Linked DNA regions of Homo sapiens: region 1 is linked to region 2. A link is a contact called in ENCODE Hi-C or POLR2A ChIA-PET data. All regions are on one chromosome and are shown on one strand. The core of a region is the stretch at or near the end of the contact, and the rest is flanking DNA. Distances in the headings are between cores, read along the strand shown.

The links. Hi-C counts contacts between places; a loop is a spot of excess contacts on that map. ChIA-PET counts read pairs that join two places held with the same protein, here RNA polymerase II (POLR2A). Pooled maps may share reads with other maps.
Region 1: a pooled map shows a loop between it and region 2 (2.1-fold over the local background). The contact joins the enhancer-like site here to the promoter of ZNF487 in region 2. A Hi-C loop is called at or near these places in 1 of 168 maps with a recorded cell type or tissue (B cell) and 6 of 50 pooled maps. POLR2A ChIA-PET finds 5 or more read pairs at or near these places in 7 of 52 experiments (BJ, CD4-positive, alpha-beta memory T cell, HEK293 and 4 more).

Annotation. Positions count from the first base shown.
Region 1 is chr10:43,302,878-43,307,324 of GRCh38, forward strand. No RefSeq gene overlaps it. Among named protein-coding and RNA genes, the nearest start is that of LINC02633, 18 kb to the right of the region's middle. Within about 2 kb of position 1,979, at least 9 of the 41 ENCODE cell types and tissues checked have a DNase peak (open chromatin) inside an H3K27ac peak, as active enhancers do.
Region 2 is chr10:43,435,368-43,439,962 of GRCh38, forward strand. ZNF487 (zinc finger protein 487) reads left to right here and starts at 1,744. Exons shown (of 4, transcript NM_001355444.3): 1 at 1,744-1,895. RefSeq lists an enhancer at 1,199-1,268 and a silencer at 1,369-2,028.

The DNA.
Region 1 (4,447 bases), core at 729-3,228, 130 kb before region 2:
GTGTAGTAGCAGGTACAGGTTGCAGACAAAGTGAGAGCATAAAAAGGATTAATACCCTATATGAGATGCAATGTACAACAGAAAGCATAGCAAGAAATAAATTATCTGGAGTAAATGGTGTTTGTGTCTGGAGCAGGATTCATTCAGCCTCCTGAATTGTCCTCTTCAGCATCCCCCAGGTAACATCCAGGACTCACGTCATCCGCGGAAGCCACATTGTCCAGGGCTGTGGGTCTTGCAGGGTTAACTCCTTTATTTCTGGTACCGGATTCGGTCCTAGCTACACCATGGTATGGTTTGATGCATCATGCTGGAATCCAAAGAGGACCTGAGGGGGTGTGGACACAAGCATACCCTCTTCCCCACGTTAATAATTCATTTGGACCACACCATTCATTACAGTTCACATCTTTCCATAAAACTGCTGGTTTTATGCCTTGAGAGGTTTTATCAAAGTGCTTTTCTACAGCTGATTGAATGAAATTTGTCATCTAAATTTTTAAAATTAAGGGTAAATAAGGCTTGTGCCAATAGTGTTGCAGGGTCTTTACCCATACTCCTCCTTTTTTGTTTTTTGAGCATATTTTTAACAGTGGAGTGGGCACATTCTACTATTGCTTGTCTTTGGGGATTATATGGGATGCCTGTGGAATGTTGGATATTCCACGTGTGACAAAATTGTTGAAATTGTGAGGTGGCATAAGCCGGACCATTATCAGTCTTAATTTTTGCGGGTTGTCTTATAAATGTAACAGTTAAAAGATGTTTAATGACGTATCGAGTGGACTCTCTAAGCAGAGCATGTGCACTAATTAAATGAGTGTTGGTATCAATGGATACACGCACATATCTTAGTTTTTTAAATTTAGGGATGTAGGTAACATCTGTTTGCTATAACTGATTAGGTTCTAGTTCTCTAGGGTTAACACCTGTTGAAGGAGGGGACATGCCTGTGAGCTGGCCATCTGGGCATTGTAGGATAATTTGTTTAGCCAGTCTCTGTGTAAGTTGAAATTGTTTAGATAAGTTTGTCCAATTTTGGTGGAAAAATTGATGTGATTGGGTGGCTTGGTCAAGCAGTGATGTCATAACCTGAAGGTCTGCTTGTTCATTGCCATAAGCCAATGGGCCAGGCAGTGAGCTGTGGGCTTGAATGTGTGTAATAAAAATAGTATGTATATGTTGATCTAGCAATTGCTGAAGTCAAAGAAAAAGAGCACACAGGGCTGGCTCCAGAGTAGACTTAATTAGTGCTGTCTCAAGGTTCTGTAGTAAATACACAGAGTAAGCAGAATTACTAACTATATTGATGGGCTGAGTTGAAAAAGTTTCTAAGGCCAGTATCAGAGCCCTAATCTCAGCTCTCTGCTAGCAAACAGATTGAGTGATTGAATTTGGTCTGTACTAGACTGCCACTTTTCTGTTTACTAGACCCATCAGTAAACAGTGTTAAAGCATCAGGTAGGGGGGAATGAACTATTTTTGTAGGTAAAATATTTACTAGACTTTTTGGGAATGACGAAAATGGGTGAATTTTAAGGGCTGTTAGAATATTATCCATAAAATGAATAATCTTGCAATCAGGAAATTTTTTTTCACTAGGGAGCAGAGCTTGATTTTAATTGCTCCTTAACTAACTCATGGGACTTTTGTAATTTCTCCCCCTTTAGAGGTTAGTTTTGCTTAAATTGGATTTGGAGAGTCACGCTAGGGGTAAGAGAAAGAGAACAGTGGCCATTATCAGAAAGAGGTTTTTCAAATCTTAAATTTTACTTAAATCTTAGCATAGAATTATACTTTGGGATGTCGCTCCTCTACAAGGAGCACTCGAAATTTTGCCGTGGGCCGCCTGCGGAGCTGGAGAGCTGAGGAGGCGGGTCCTGGGGCAGCGGCAGCGTTACCGCTTGCAAAGGCGCCCCTTTTTTCTGTGCTGATTTTCGCCTGTGAGACTTCCTCCCACGGGCGCCGCTGGCTAGTCAGACTTTCCCGCGTGCCTCCTGCCCCGCCCTAACAGGCTAACTTTTCCGCGCCGGGCCTGGCTCTTTGCTGCAGCTGCCGCCCTCGGTGCAGAGTTCCCGGGAGCACTTGCTGGCTTCGGTTTCGCGAACTTCCTGGCCGCGGAGCTTTCCCTTCTACTTAATGCTTGCTAGCTCGGCCGCACCGCTCCCCGCCCCCCGCCCCCGCCCCCGCCCCCGCCCCCGGGATCGGGCCTCTAATGCCTTTTCTTAACACCTTATGTAGCTGATTGCCTTGCCGATCTTGCATTACGGGCAGACTAAGGGCCCTCTTAATGCCGCTTGCCTAAGACAAGGTCCCATAGCTGGAGCATGTTTCTTGTCTTTTTTCCTACTTATTGGAGGAGGGGGCTCAGGTGAAACCTCCCTTTCCTCTTTGTTATTTTGCCCCGGTGATACTGGGGCTGAGGGAACACAAGGCGATAAGGTGGGTGACAGTTCCTCCTCTTTCCCCTTTTTAGGCTCTTGCATGTATAATGGAAGCAGGGCTGCTCTAATTAAAGCCCATAGCGTTAAAGCTGTTACTGGGACCTGTTTCCCTTGTGCATAATGTTGTTTAAGATTTCTCCCCACAGGCCGGGCGCGGTGGCTCACTCCTATAATCCCAGCACCTTGGGAGGCTGAGGTGGGCGGATCACCTGAGGTCGGGAGTTCGAGACCAGCCTGACCAATGTGGAGCAACCCCGTCTCTGCTAAAAATACAAAATTAGCTGGGCGTGGTGGCACATGCCTGTAATCCCAGCTACTCGGGAGGCTGACGCAGGAGAATCGCTTGAACGTGGGAGGCGGAGGTTGTGGTGAGCCGAGATTGTGCCATTGCACTTCAGCCTGGGCAACAAGAGTGAAACTCCATCTCAAATAAATAAATAAATAAATAAATAAATATTTCTCCCCACTTGTTCCCACAGCTTCATGTTTAGTGTGCCTTTTTCAGGGAACCATGGGCTTTGGGATTCAACAGTTTGCATTAAGTCCTTTAATTGAGCCTGCAAAACTGATGGTCTGCTAGCCTTTAGCAACTGTTTCAACACTTTTATATACTGTTTCTGTTGAGCTGATAACTGTTGTCCCATGATGAAATCTCAGCATGAACAATCTCCCCCGAACTTGGAAATCCCAAGTGGGCACCAATGACTTACTGATTACTCACTGACCACGTGTTTCCTTTTTCACCTTCCTTTCTCGGGTCCGTTCTGCTTCCTTCCCAGTGTTCATCACGTGGGGGCACCGGCTGTGGGGGTCTGTCCCGCAGACCCTGACCCAAGGATGGATGAATAAAGTACACTGATACACAGATACTCTGCTTTGCCAGTCCAGCTGAGCGTCTGGGCAGCTTACAGACTACATGCAAAGTGCCGCAAACAGTTGCCACTGCGGCCAGAACAGCTAGTGAGACTCGCATTTATTCAGTAAAGATTAATTGACAAAGGCTTGAGTCAACACCACTAGAGGGTAATTGACATTGCGGACCTCCCAAGTAGAAAGCAATTAAGCACCCTCAGTATAACAAAGGTTAGTCTTAAGACCACATGATTAAACAAGTTTGTTAGATAAACTCCCTACACTCCTTTGTTTCTACCCTAATTTATTTAACTAAAGGTAAGGGGACTAGGCTGCCTTCAGTCAGATTTATTACTGAAGTTATGCGAACTCTGAGGCCTTCCAAGAAGGTTTGTAGCTATTATAACTAAAATTTTTCCCACCAGCCTGACTGAACCACCACAACTGTCCACTACCATGACCAAGAGACACAGGCAGCTGATGGACATTTGAAACGTGGCTGGCCCAAATGGAAATGTGCTGGAGGGTAAAATACACACTGCATTTTGAATGCTTTGTAAGAAAAAAAAGGATGTGAAATTTCTGGTTAATAACTGTTATATGGCTGAGCGCAGTGGCTCACACCTGTAATCTCAGCACTTTGGGAGGCTGAGGTGGGAGGATCACTTGAGACCAGGGGTTTGAGACCAGTCTGGGCAACAAAGGGAGAGTCCATTTCTACAACAGCAACAAAAATATTAGCCAGGTATGGTGGCACATGCCTGTGATCCCAGCTACTCTGGAGGCTGAGGCAGAGGTTTGGGAGGGGTGGCCAGCTTGTATTCCCTTATTTGTCCCCGCCCACATCCTGCTGATGGTCCATTTTACAGAGTGCTGATTGGTCCATTTTACAGAGTGCTGATTAGTGCATTTACAATCTTTTAGCTAGACACAGAGCGCTGATTGGTGCGTTTTTACAGAGTGCTCATTGGTGCGTTTGCAATCCTCCTAGCTAGACAGAAAAGTTATCCAAGTACCTGCTGGACCCAGAAAGTCCAGCTGGCTTCACCTGTCACTAGGAAAGCTGAGTGTGCATATGGGCTCCACACGCTGCTGGACTCTGTGGCCCCTAGGCACTCTGGGGCCACACTAGGAGCCCCCAGACAGGGCCC
Region 2 (4,595 bases), core at 494-2,993:
GGGATCACAGGCATGTGCCACCACACCCAGCTAATTTTGAATTTTTAGTAGAGTTGGAGTTTCACCATGTAGGCCAGACTGATCTTAAACTCCTGATCTCAGGTGATCCACCCGCCTTGGCCTCCCAATGTGTTAGGATTACAGGCGTAAGCCACCACGCCCGGGCTTTTTATTTTTTTTCTTAATGATGCTGCACCTAATCACATTTAGGTGGCAGGCAAAAGAATATTGCTTAGCTGCTTTGCTACAGAAATGACAACTCTTGGGCAGGGGCGCGGTGGCTCACGCCTGTAATCCTACCACTTTGGGAGGCCGAGGCCAGTGGATCACCTGAGGTCAAGAGTTCGACACCAGGCCGGGCACGGTGGCTCATGCCTGTAATCCCAGCACTTTGGGAGGCCGAGACGGGCGGATCACGAGGTCAGGAGATCAAGACCAACCTGGCTAACACGGTGAAACCCCGTCTCTACTAAAAATACAAAAAATTAGCCGGGCGTGGTGGCGGGCGCCTGTAGTCCCAGCTACTCGGGAGGCTGAGGCAAGACAATGGCGTGACCCTGGGAGGCGGAGCTTGCAGTGAGCTGAGATCGCGCCACTGCACTCCACCCTGGGTGACAGAGCGAGACTCCGTCTCAAAAAAAAAAAAAAAAAAAAAAAAAAAGAGTTCGACACCAGCCTGGCCAAAATGGTGAAACCCCATCTCTACTAAAAACAAAAAAAATTAACCGGGCGTGGTGGCGGACGACTGTAATCCCAGCTACTCGGGAGCCTGAGGTAGGAGAATCACTTGAACTCGGGAGGCGGAGGTTGCAGTGAGCCAAGATCGCGCCACTGCACTCCAGCCTGGGCAACAAGAGCGAAACTTCGTCTCCAAAAAAAAAAAAAAAAAAAAGGACAACTTTTGATCCCTGAGGCTGCTAATTCCAACTGTGTGCATGTGCTTAACAAATACCTCCGCACCCAGGCCTGGGAAGTTGGCTGATTTGTGTACAGCAAATACGGCAGGCCTGATGTAGCAGAACTCTGACGAAAACGAACTGGACGCGTATTTCTCCTGCAGCGAAGGTCACGCTGCTGACAGCCTCTGCTTTGCACTTTGTCCCTGGGAAGGAGGCCTGTGGCCAGTCCTACCTCCTGGAAAGCCGGGGTGCGTCAGAGGACCTGATGCGGAGCGGGGACCCCATCCTCTCCGTGTCTCCCCAAGAGCCGGCGGCAGAGGCTGCCTGCGCTCCTTAAGCTAGGTCAGTTCTCTGGCCCGCAGTTCTCGTTCTCCTAACATCCTCCGCAGAAAACGACCTTCATTTTTTCCTCTTGCGCCAGTCTTGAAGCGGGGCGTCCTTTGGGCTCACGTTGCGGCGCCCAGCGGCCTCAAGCGTCAGCTGCCTCCAGGGCCTCAGGAGCAGTGGCTAGGGCCTGCCCTCCAGCGCCCGGGGTCCTCGGCCCAGCCCTGCTCCGAGCGCGTCACAATGGCGTCGCGGCCCCGCCCCCGGACGCCCAGCCGCGGTCCCAGCGACCTTCGCTTTCGTGGGGAAGCCGGACTGCGCCGTGTCTTCCTGAAGAAGGCTGGGGTAAGAGTCCGGCCAGCGGACAAGAGGGCAGCTGGTAGCAGGGTGGGATGCCCGTGGCATAGGGCCGAGCCCCCGCTAGGCACGCGGGAGCAGCAAGGCTTCCGGAAGCGCAGGGAGCGCTGGACTGGCGGGCGCCCGGGATTCGCGCAGGCCCCGCCCCTCGGCGGCCCCGCCCAGGGAGCGCTGCGGCAGTTTCCATGGTGAGATGGTCAACAAGCCTGTAAGTTCCTCAGCTACGACTACCAGGTACCTCGGGTTCCTCCCTCCTCCGAGAGACCGCCGAGGTGCGGGCTGTGAGAGGGGGAGCGTGGAGCCTCCGAGGCCGAGGTGAGGGGCGGCCGGCGGGCAGGGGCCGGGTCTGAGGTCGAGGGCCGCACACCCAGGATCGAGCGGGGACTGGGCCCGCTGGGGGTGGGGACCGTGGGGCTGGGATTTGGGATCAGGGCGAGTCGTGGCAGAGAGAACCCGGAGGATCTTTGACCCCAGTGCGGGAGCGGCCAGCCCACCCTAGAGAAGCGAGACAAGGGCAACCAGAAGGAACCGAGTCTGAGGAAGCGCTTCCTCTGGGCAGGGATATTGGGAGAGTCCTGGACGAGTGACCCTGGACCTAGGAGGCATGAGAGGTCTACACACACTTGCAAGGATACCTTCATGATTGTTGAGTTGTGGTGAGAAAAGAGGCTCTTTTTAGTTTATTTTTTAAGGCAGTACATTCACATCCTTAAGAGTCAGAAACTTGCACAAGGCCTTATTACTCAAAACTCCCTTTTCCCAGTTCCTTCTGAGGAAATAGTTGCAAATCTTTGAACTTTTTTCCTCCGGAAATTTTCTTTTTTTCTCTTACATCGGCAGCTCTTCACTGTGTTCTTCCTTCATTAGCTTTACTAAGTTTGTATTCTTTGGTTGGAAATATTTATTTATTTATTTATTTATAAATAGAAACAGGGGTATCACTATGTTGCTCAGGCTGGTCTTGAACTCCTGGGCTCAAGTGATTCTCCTGCTTTAGCTTTCCAAAGTGCGGGGATTACAGGCTGAACCACCGCCTGCCACCGAAATATTTCTTCATTGAGTTCCTTTGCCTCCTAGTGTTACTTTTCTGCTGTGTGTGTAATAGCCATTTGTTTTTTCTTTCTCCTTTCTGGTCATATCCTTAAATACATTTTGCACTAATTCCTTTTGAAACCTCATCATGGAGAGAACTTGAATTTAGCAGATTAGGGGTGAGTGCAGGCTTTTGTCTTAGGTTCCATATATATATATATTTTGAGGTGGAGTCTCCCTCTGTCGCCCAGGCTGGAGTGCAGTGGCGTGATTTTGGCTCACTGAAACCTCCACCTCCTGGCTTCAAGCAATTCTCCTGCCTCAGCCTCCCAAGTGACGAGGGTTACAGGCACGTGCCACCACACCCGGCTAATTTTTGTATTTTTAGTAGAGACAGGGTTTTGCCTTGTTGGCCAGGCTGGTCTCGAATTATTGACCTCAGGTGATCCACCTGCCTCAGCCCCCCAAAGTGCTGGGATTACAGGCGTGAGCCACTGCACCCAGCCCCCATATATTAAGAAATATACCCTTGTGTATTGTTGGTAAGAATGTAAAATGGTACAGCAGCTATGGAAAACAGTATGGCAGTTCCCTCAAAAAATTAACAAATAGAATTGCCATATGATCCAGCAGTACCACTTCTGGGTCTGAATCCAAGAGAAATGAAAGCGGGGACTCAGTTACTTGTACAGTCATGTTCATAGCAGCATTATTTGCAATAGTCAAAAGGGAGAGGTAACCCCAGTGTCCATTGATAGATGGATAAACAAAATGTGTCATATACAATAGAATATCATTCAGCCTTAGGAAGAAAATCTTGGCTGGATGCAGCGGCTCATGCTGGTAATCCCAGCACTTTGGGAGGCCAAGGTGGGAGGATTGCTTGAGTCCAGGAGTTCCAGACCAGCCTGAGCAACATAGCGAGATCCTGTTTCCACAAAAAATAAAATAAAATAAAGAATACAAAAATTAGCTGGGCAGGCCGGGCGCGGTGTCTCACGCCTGTAGTCCCAGCACTTTGGGAGGTCGAGGTGGGTGGATCAGAGGGTCAGGAGTTTGAGACCAGCCTGGCCAATATGGTGAAACCTTGTCTCTACTAAAAGTACAAAAATATTAGCCGGGCATGGTGGCACATGCCTGTAATCCCAGCTACTTGAGAGGCTGAGGCAGAAGAATTGCTTGAATCCGGGAGGCCGAGGTTGCAGTGAGCCGAGATCACGCCACTGCACTCCAGCCTGGGTGACAGAACGAGATTCCGTCTCAAAAAAAAATCAGCTGGGCATTGTGGCATGTGCCTGTAGTCCTAGCTACTCTGGAAGCTGAAGTCGGAGGATTACATGTGCCTAGGAGGTTGAGGCTTCAGTGAGCCATGATTGCACTGCTGTACTCCACCCTGAGTGACAGAGCAAGACTCCATCTCTTCAAAAAATAAAAATAAGATGGCCGGGTGCGGTGGCTAACGCCTGTAATCCCAGCACTTGGGGAGGCCGAGGAGGGCAGATCACCTAAGGTCAGGAGTTCAAGACCAGCCTGGCCAACATGGTGAAACCCTGTCTCTACTAAAAATACAAAAATTAGCTGGGCATGGTGGTGGGCGCCTGTAATCCCAACTACTCAGGAAGCTGAGGCAGGGAGAATTGCTTGAACCTGGGAGGTGGAGGTTGCAGTGAGCCGAGATGGCACCACTACACTCTAGCCTGGGTGACAGAGTGAGACTCCATCTCAAAAATAAATAAATAAGTGAAAATAAAAAAGAAAATGTCATATGCTGCAACATGGATGAATGTTGACGATATTATGTTAAGTGAAGTAAACCAGTAATGGACAAATATTGTATGATCCCCACTTATATGAGAATCTGAAGTAGTCAAATTCATGTAAACAGAAAAGTAGAATGGTGGTTGCTAGAGGCTGCGGTAAGGAGGAATGGGAAGTTGTTTAATGGGTACAGAGTTTCAGATTTGCAAGATGAAAATGTTCTAG